Linked DNA regions of Homo sapiens: region 1 is linked to region 2. The links are chromatin contacts, found by POLR2A ChIA-PET in ENCODE. All regions are on one chromosome and are shown on one strand. Each heading gives the region's core, a stretch centred on a gene start or an enhancer-like site at or near the end of the contact. The rest is flanking DNA. Distances are from core to core; before and after follow the strand shown. Region 1 overlaps SYNJ2 (synaptojanin 2). Region 2 overlaps ZDHHC14 (zDHHC palmitoyltransferase 14).

What was found. ChIA-PET counts read pairs that join two places held with the same protein, here RNA polymerase II (POLR2A).
Region 1: POLR2A ChIA-PET joins it to region 2 with 11 read pairs in activated CD4-positive, alpha-beta T cell. The contact joins two enhancer-like sites. POLR2A ChIA-PET finds 5 or more read pairs at or near these places in 2 of 52 experiments (activated CD4-positive, alpha-beta T cell and activated naive CD4-positive, alpha-beta T cell).

The regions. Positions count from the first base shown.
Region 1 is chr6:158,007,262-158,011,910 of GRCh38, reverse strand. The region is part of intron 1 of SYNJ2 (synaptojanin 2); the gene reads right to left. Among named protein-coding and RNA genes, the nearest start is that of SYNJ2-IT1, 8.5 kb to the right of the region's middle. RefSeq lists an enhancer at 2,342-2,481. Within about 2 kb of position 2,475, at least 24 of the 41 ENCODE cell types and tissues checked have a DNase peak (open chromatin) inside an H3K27ac peak, as active enhancers do.
Region 2 is chr6:157,611,749-157,616,261 of GRCh38, reverse strand. All of the region lies in intron 3 of ZDHHC14 (zDHHC palmitoyltransferase 14), which reads right to left. Among named protein-coding and RNA genes, the nearest start is that of MIR3692, 85 kb to the right of the region's middle. RefSeq lists an enhancer at 1-233. Within about 2 kb of position 2,926, at least 10 of the 41 ENCODE cell types and tissues checked have a DNase peak (open chromatin) inside an H3K27ac peak, as active enhancers do.

The DNA of each region.
Region 1 (4,649 bases), core at 1,226-3,725, 400 kb before region 2:
ATACCTATTTCAACCCTAGCAGCTTTACAAAGCCTTGAAACAGAACCCGTATGCCCTGGTATGATCCAGTTCTGACTTTGTGAACCACGAAACAAGGAGGCCTTTGTGCATTCATTCAACTATGCAAATAAGCCTGACCAAATAAAACAAAATGACAGGAAATTGCTAAACAAAGTGTTGTGGCCAAATCCACACTTGAGGGGTGGGAAGATGACCCTGGGAGAAGCTATGCAAACAAAACCGACCCCTTGCCCTGGTGCATTACAGATGACAGGCGTGGACTTCACATCCCGGCCACTGGGAAAATTAAGCACAAGTAAAAACACGACTTTCTATCCTCATATTTTAAAAACAAACAAACAAAACCCAACAGGACCACCTTGTCCCATTCCAATACTGTCAATTATTGACCCCTTGAGAAAAACAGCTTTACCTCTGACTTATACAATGCAGGAGCTCAAAACAGGCCTTGACCATGGTGGACAGGAACATCATGAGAAGATGTTTCTCCACCATGAACAGACTCACTGTAAACAAACTGGGAGGCCCCAGGCAGCAGAACTTCATTCTCTTCTGGGTCCAGAGGCCAGAGAGCTGAAATCCAGGCATCAGCAGGGCTCCTCTGATACCTGGAGCCGGGGACCTCCTTACCTGGCCCTGTGTCTTGTGTTTGCTGCTTGTTCTGTCCTTGGCGTTCCTTGGCTTATGACTTCCTCACTCCAGTCCCTTCCTCCGTCGTCGCGTGGCAATTCTCTCCCAATATGTCCCCTCGTTGTTATGTGGTCATCCTCTCCCCGCGTGGTGTCCCCCAATTGTCATGTGGCCATCCTCTCCTCACGTGTCCCCCCACCATTATGTGGCCATTCTCTCTCCATGTGTCCCCCCACCATTATGTGGCCATTCTCTCCCCACATGTCCTCCCATCATCACGTGGCCATCCCCTCCCCACATGTCCTGTCGTCCCAAGGCCATCCTCTCCCCATGTGTCCCCTGTCATCACGAGGCCATCCTCTTTTGGCATTCCCCCGTTGTCACGAGGCCATCCTCTCCTGACATCCCCCTGTTGTCACGTGGCCATCCTCTCCCAACATGTCCCCCCCATCATCACGTGGCCATCCTCTCCCCACATGTCCCTCCATTGTCACATGTACATCTTCTTAGAACAGCAGTCACACTGGATTAAGGGCCCACCCTACTCCAGTATAATCTCATCTCAGCGTTACAACTGCAACAACCCTATCTCCAAATAAGATCCCCTTCTGAGGTCCCGGGGGTTAGGCTTCAACATATCCTTTTGGAGGACACAATTCAGCCCAAACACTTGGTCATCTTTTCACTTGGTGGGCCCGTCCTTTTAAAGCCTGACTGCCCCATTGACCGTCTCTCCAGTAAGCTTCCTCTCTTCCTGCAGTGCCTTCACCTCCAAGTCCTCCCCCGACCCTTCTGATGTATCAGGAGCATGCACCCCACCCCAGAAGGCAGGGGCCTGGCAGCCTCACTGCCCACCTCCAGCACTCCCAGAGGCCTGGCTTCCCAGGAGGCCGGTTCCAGAGTCACCCCGCACCCTACTTGCCCCCAAACAACTGTATTTTCTCAATTATGTTTGAAGGAAGAAGAAATCCTTTTTGCTTTCCAAAATGGGGGTGACAACACAGATGTCTACACACACCAGGAAGGTAGCAAATGAAGCTAGCCAGGCATGGTGGCTCGCACCTGTAATCCTAGCACTTTGGGAGGCCAAGGCAGGAGGATTGCTTCAGCCCAGGAGTTCAAGACCAGCCTGGGCAACACAGGGAGACTCCATCCCTACAAAAATTCTTTTAAAAAGTAACCAGGCATGGTGGTGGGAACCTGTGGTCCCAGCTACTTGGGAGGCTGAGATAGCAGGATTGCTTGAGCCCAGGAGGTCAAGACTGCAGTGAGCTGTGATTGTACCACTACCCTGTCTCAAAAACAAATAAACAACAACAACAAAATGAAGCTGCTGGAAGGGCTTTGGGTGAGCAGAGAACACACACCTGCCATTAGCTGGTGGGCAGCTGCTGCAGGTGCCAGTCATGCTCACCAGCCCAGTGGTGCCAGGCTGCAGTGTTTCCAGGAGACAGGGCACTCCAGACCTTCCAGTGCTGGCAACCATCTCCATTTATTTTAAGCACTGCGTGGGCTGGAAGCACACCTCTGCAGACTGAATTTGGCCTGCCCATTTGCAACTTCCATCCCCCCTTTCTTGATAATCTCAGAAATACACAGACTTCCTGTCTCCCACGCTTTTAGTTGCATTTCCTGTAAGTTTTCCTACACGAGAATGTCTTTGCTTCCCCTTTGGCTGGCCACGAATTTCTGGCCTTTTGAGGAAAGCCCTCCCTTCTACCTCCTCAGCCCCCTTCCTCGACTCCTCTTGCCAGATTTTTAGCCGCCGGCTCTGTGGACACATCTTCGTGCCTTCTGTGGCTGGCACCCTTCCAGGGACAGAGACACTGCAGTGAACCAAACAGATGGAAACCATCCAGCATTTGGCAGTGGCCAAGAGGAACAGGAGGAATGAATGGATGAGTGATGGCAGGGGGTGCAGACCAAGATGGGGTGGGAGGCTGGGGTGGGGGCACTGCCGAGGCACAGCCAGGAAGAGGCGGGCGCTGCTCAAGCTTCCTGCCAGGATAGATAAGATCAATCAGTGCAATATAGACAGTGACAGGCGCGGAGCAGAAAAAGTGAGCAGGGAGTAGGGTATGAATAGTGGGGAAGGGGAAGTGACATTTTAGATGGTGTTGTCTGAGAAGGCCTCATTGCAAGGGTGACATCTGAATGCGGACCTGAAGGAAGCCAGGGAGATGGCTGCATGGAGAGTGGAGGAGCACTGTAGGCCCAGAAGGGCACGTGCAAAGGTCCTGCGGCAGAAGCACTCCTGACCAGTGCAAGCCCCAGCGAGGCGGGCAGTGTGACTGAAGGTTCATGGAGGAAGTGGCGTGGGGAACACACTGCACAGAAGTTTGAGGTCACAGAAAGGTTTTGGGTGTCACTCTGAATGCCACTGCAGGGGTCTGGGGATCATCCTGGCTGCTCTGTTGAGAACTGACTCTAGAGGAACAAGGAGAGAAGGAAGGAGACCAGTTAGGAGGTGCTAGCGCCACCTGGGCAAGAGAGGACTCTAGCCTGAGCCAGGGCGCAGCAATGGAAGAGCTGAAGAGTTCTGGAGACAGACAGACAGACAGACACACATACACACGTGCTTTTTAGTTGCGGAACTTTCCAAAGAAAAGTAGGGTGACATAATAAACCCTTGTACCTTCATTACCACGTACCCACCAACTCCACCTTCTCCCAGCCCACGCCCAGGCTACTCACTCTCCTATACCTTAGATCAGCTCAACTCAAAATGGGCTCCTCACACCAGCAGCACCAAGCATTAGAAATACAAGTTACGGGGCCCACCCCAGGCCTTGTGAATCAGAAGCTCTGGGCTCAAGACCTAGAAAGCTGTTTTAATGAGCCCTCCAGGGGACTTGAATGCATGCCAAAGCTTGAGAAGCACTGCCCTAGGTTATTGTGAGTAAATTCCAGGCATCACATTATTTCATCTGTAAATATTTCAGTAAGACTCTGGAAAAGATAAGAGCTCTTTTAAAAAACACAACCATGGCCAGACGTGGTGGCTCATGCCTGTAATCCCAGCACTTTGGGAGGCCAAGGGGAATGGATCACCTGAGGTCAGGAGTTCAAGACCAGCCTGGCCAACATGGTGAAACCCCATGTTGCTCTCCACAATGGAGGTGACAAAGCAGATGTCTACACACACCAGGCAGATAACAAATGAAACTAGCTAGGCATGGTATCTCCCTCCCTGTAATCCCAGCACTTTAGGAGGCTAGGGCAGGAGGACTGGTTGAGCCCAGGAGTTCAAGACAAGACTGGGCAACACAGTGAGACTCCATCCCTATAAAAATTTTTAAAGAAATTAGCCAGGCGTGGTGGTGGGAGCCTGTGGTCCCAGCTATTTGGGAGGCTGAGACAGGAGGATTGCTTGAGCCCAAGAGGTCAAGACTACAGTGAGCTGTGATCACACCACTACCCTGTTTTTAGTCTCTACTAAAAATATAAAAATTAGCCAGGTGAGGTGGTGCATGCCTGTAACTCCAGCTACTCAGGAGGCTGAGGCAGGAAAATTGCTTAAACCTGGGAGGCGGAGGTTGCAGGGAGCCATGGTCACGCCACTGCACTCCAGCCTGCGTGACAAGAGCGAAACTCCGTCTAAAACAAAAACAAAAACAAAACACAACCACAATACCATTATCACATCTAAAAAAGTTACCAGCAATTCCTCAACATCATCACATATCTGGGTATATTTTGAAGGTGGAACCATGGACAGATTGGTTATGGGATATGAGAGAAAGACAGGGTTCAAGGATGATGCCATGTTCATTGCCTGAACAATGGAAGGGATGGAGTGGCCCTGGCGTGACAGCAAAGAGTGAGAGGACAGGTCTGGGCAGAGCATCTGCTGGGACCAGACATGCCGTGGCTCTGTTGCAGCCCTGCGTGGAGGCTGACGACAGAGCTCTGCAAGTCTGGAGTCCAGCAGAGAAATCTGGTTGGAAAGATCCCCCAGGCGTCCCAGCAGACAGAGTTATTTACAATCATGGGGCCGG
Region 2 (4,513 bases), core at 1,677-4,176:
TCATGGTCTCTCTGATCTCTCCTGTCTTGCTCCCCAGTGTCTGAAGGCCACTGCACTGTGCCGGCTCTTGTCCCCTCTTGCAGGAGCCGCTGTCACATCTTCCTGGACACCCCCCTTATGTGTCCCCCACACTGTTGCCAACAGGGCCTTCCAGTGCAAATGACATCTCAGGAGCCTCTTGCCTGAAGTCTCTGGGTGGTTCCTAATGCTGCTGGCGCCCCACTCTCCTGTCACTGGCTGCACCCCCAATGTGTCTGCAGAACCGAGTGCTCTGAGGTCTGGGTTTCCAAGCTGAGCTCCTTGGGTGCTGGGCAGGCCTCTGGCCCCCTCTCTCACCTCTTCTTCCTTCCCCTTGAACTATAGCAGTTAGACCTATGTCTGTTTTATATACTGAGTTTCCTCATTATTTTTCATTTTCTAAAATGGATCACTGCTTATAACAACCAAAACAAAACAAAACAAAACAAAACAAAAATGCAGTCAGCTAGTAAATGTGGCAAATGTTGACTGTAATTATTGTGAGCAGCTCTGAGTGAAGTTCCTAGGGTGCGATGCTGCCCCCTTATGAAACACCACATGATGGGCACTGCTGGCAGGATGTAGGACTCTACGGCAGAGGACTTGAACTTGGGTCCTGGCCTTTTGCCTAGTGATATGATGTGCACAGTTTCTGGGCCTCAGCAAGTCGGATATGCTATAAAAGGTTATTTCCAACTCAAATACTACGATTCCATAGCTAAATAAAACTTTTCAAGAACTGAAGTCAATTGTGTCTACACATTTCACACAATGAGGAAGTGCTGGCCAGCCCAGCAGCAGGAACTCTACAAATAAAGTATTTACGAGAACAGGGGCGCTTACAGACCCAGCCTAGGCCCAGAACAGGTTGGTGGCTCTAATGGCACTCAGAAATGACGAAGTACGACATCAATACCCCTGCCAGCAGACTTGGGTCCGCACAGACGTCTGGAGCTCTAAATACAGTGTGCTGTTTTTGTTTCTTGTTGTTCACATAAAGCTGCAAGCACTTCACTGAGTCACTGCAGTCCAGTCAGCAGGTCCTTAATTACTTTTCTCAACAAAGGCACTCAAAAGAACAGGCAAAGTTCTACCAGTTAGGACCGGCTATGGAATGTCGGGGGCCCGTGGCAAAATGAAAATTTGGGGCAGCTGCTTAAAAATCATTAAGAATTGGCCGGGCACAGTGGCTCATGCCTGTAATTCCAGCACTTTGGGAGGCGGAGGTGGGTGGATCCCCTGAGGTCAGGAGTTTGAGACGAGCTTGGTCAACATAGTGAAATCCCACCTACTAAAATTACAAAAATTAGCCAGGTGTGGTGGCGGGCACCTGTAATCCCAGCTAGCTGGGAGGCTGAGGCATGAGAATCGCTTGAACCTGGGAAGCAGAGGTTACAGTGAGCCAAGATTGCACCATTGCACTCCAGCGTGGGTGACACAGTGAGACTCTGTCTCAAAAAAAAAACAAAAAAAAAACATGAAGAGTTTCAAGCTGGAGAGAGCAGAACACGAAGTCCATCTGGGGCCCCGTGTGAGGAAGCAGGTCACACACTGGTGACCCCGGCCCTGCTAACTGCCATAGTGTTACGGCCTGGGAATGTGATTTTCCCATTTGTGGCAGATCGATGTCTAGCGATTCCATGGGGTTTTCTGAGAGGATTTATAGAGAGTTTTTCTAAGAACATCACACAGTGAGGAAGTTGTGATTTCCTCGGAGTTAAGGCCTAGTCAACAGCCCCTTCTCTATGGAGAGCCTTGGGGCTTTTCTTCCCCTTGAACTACAGCAGTTAGACCTATGTCTGTTTTATATATTGAGTTTCCTCATTACTTTTCATTTTCTAAAATGGATCACTGCTTACATCAACCAAAAAAAAAAAAAAATCAGTCAGCTAGTAAATGTGGTAAAGTTGACTGTAAATCAGTCAGCTAGTAAATGTGGTAAAGTTGACTGTAATTTTTGTGAGCAGCTGTGAGTGAAGTTCCTGGAGGTGGGGCTGCTCCCTTATGAAACACCACACAGTGGGGCACTGTTGATGGGATGTAGGACTCTATGGCACAGGACTTGAACTTGGGTCCTGGCCTTTTGCACTCCCCGCCCCCCCATCCCCCCTACCAAGAGCTGCGGTGTCTTCACCCAGGTGCACCAGCCAGCGGTGGGGGGGCTTGCCAAGAGCTGCCATTTTCTAGCCTGGGCGAGGCTGACTGGGTGAAGGTGTGATGGGAACAAGTTTACCAAGGAAGAAGGATATAATATCAGGGAGACCACGAGAGGAAGAGTCAGCAAACACTAAAACTGTCAGCCCTTTCAATACTATTTTCCAAGAGTATCAGAAACTGTTTATAGCCTCCAGGGCAACCGTTCTTAGACTTTTTTTTTCATTCCTTACTGGTTTAAAACTCTGATGACAGCTATGGATCCCTTCACTCTCGTGCACTCACACATTTTAGGTACAATTTCCCGAAGCCTATTCCTAGGCCCCAGGTTAAGAATGGATGACCTATCAGGTTAGTTCACAGAAACTGAAATAACTTATTTCAGATGATGAGATGGATGGGCTGCCTACTGCTCCAACAAGGCTGCTTGAAATGATTTATTTCAACCAGAATTTAAAACTGAGCTGTTCTAAGAAGGCAGGCCAACAGGTGCCTATCGTGTGGCATGCTAAATGTGCCATCCCCAGGGTCCCGGAGGTATACAACCTAAAATCCCAGCCCCAGGCAGGCTGACACCCTGGGCTAACCCCGGCATAAGTCAATGGAATCCTTGGCCTACTCAGAAGGAGCTACTCTAATTACGCTTTATTCCAGGATTTCTTAAACTAAGGGTTGTGATCAAATAGTGAGTCATGAAATTGATTTAGCTGGTCATGACCAGCACTAAAAACAAACAATAAAATAGAAAGTATCAAGGCATCTTCTGTTGAGAAAGGCAAGCACTGTTTCATGCCTTTTATGTGCATCTCTGTGCACTGGATCCCAGTAGAAAATGTATTTCCTACTGTGAGTTGCTGTAAAACACAAAAAGTTTGAAAGCTACTGTTTTATTCGAATTTGTAGGAGGCACACGTGAGGCCCTCCGATATCTGTTGAGTAGATAAATACACGTGTAGGTTGCGTCAGTCACAGACCTAAAGACACCATGAGTCATTTTCAGTGATGGCATTTCCACCCTCCCAGAACTGTGCAAGGATTACTAGCTCTTGATCAGACTTAATTTTTTTTAAATGATCATTTCTCTTGGAGTCTGACATTTTAAAATTTGTGCTTCTGGTAGGTTTGAGGGTGAAGGATATGGGTTTCATTTAGTTTAGATTGGGTGCCCGAGGCTTTTTTTTTCCCCCCAGTTGAGAACACTAACCTCATCATAGGGCCAAAAAAGCAATATACTTTTTTTTTTTTTCTCTAAGAGAGAAGACTACGATGGAGACATGAAGGTAGATACAGCAAGAGGAGCATCAAATTCTCTTTTTCTTCTTCCCTCCCTTCTCTCCTTCAGTAAATACTAACTGAGCAGCTGCATGCCAGTCAAGGAGTTGGCTGCTGGGAATACAGTAAGGGAAACTGACACAGGCCTGGCCTCTTGAAGCTTACCCAACTGTGGGCAGAGACATCGGCCACTCGAGTCCACACATCCCCAGTGTATACCATGACAACCCTGGTCAGAGCTATGAAGGAAGCATACAGAAAGCTATGGGAAGTGTGTGCAGTGGCAGGCTTCCCTGAGGAGCCCACGCCTGAACATCTCCCTGAAAGATGAGCAGGAATTAACAGAGAGGAACCAGAGGAGACCTCGGGGCTGGAGCCCAGGTGGCATGCAGGACTACGGTGCAAGCCGAGAGAGGTGGGTCTTGTATACTAGGTTAAGGATTTTGGCCTCCTTCCCATAGTGATGAGATTCTGTTTGGAAACGGTCACTCTGATGTCAGCATAGAGGCTGGATTAGATGAGGAGCAGAGTGGATGGTGGGTGTCCTCCGAGAGACCTTTGCACAGTTAAAGTGAGAGATGATGGCGGCTTGCAGCTGGCCGAGGCAGTGCACAGAAGGAAAGGGATGAAGTGGTTTAAGCTGGGATCCACCTAGTAAGCAAACTGTACAGAGCCTGGTGATGGATTAGGTGAGCAGGGTGTGGCAGAGAAAGGAGTCGGTAGGACCCTCACGTCTGTGTAGCCTGTGAATGGGGCTGGCCCTCAGCAAGGTGGGGGGTCACTGGGGAAAGATGATTTGGGGTGCTTTTATCTCCCCAAGTGGACATGTCCAGCGGGAAGCTGCATATGCATGTCTGGAGCTCTGAGGAGAGGTCTGAGCTAGAGACATAAGCCTGGCAGAAAGAGAGACTCCGGAAGGCAAAAGGAGCAAGACACAGGTATAAACACACACTCGTCAGAGCCACAAAGCCAAGAACCACACACACACAAAAGGGACGGAGCCGGTCAAAAAGATGCACAAACAGGGAAAGTCAGATGAACAGAGACAGACTTTCATGAAGCAATCGCT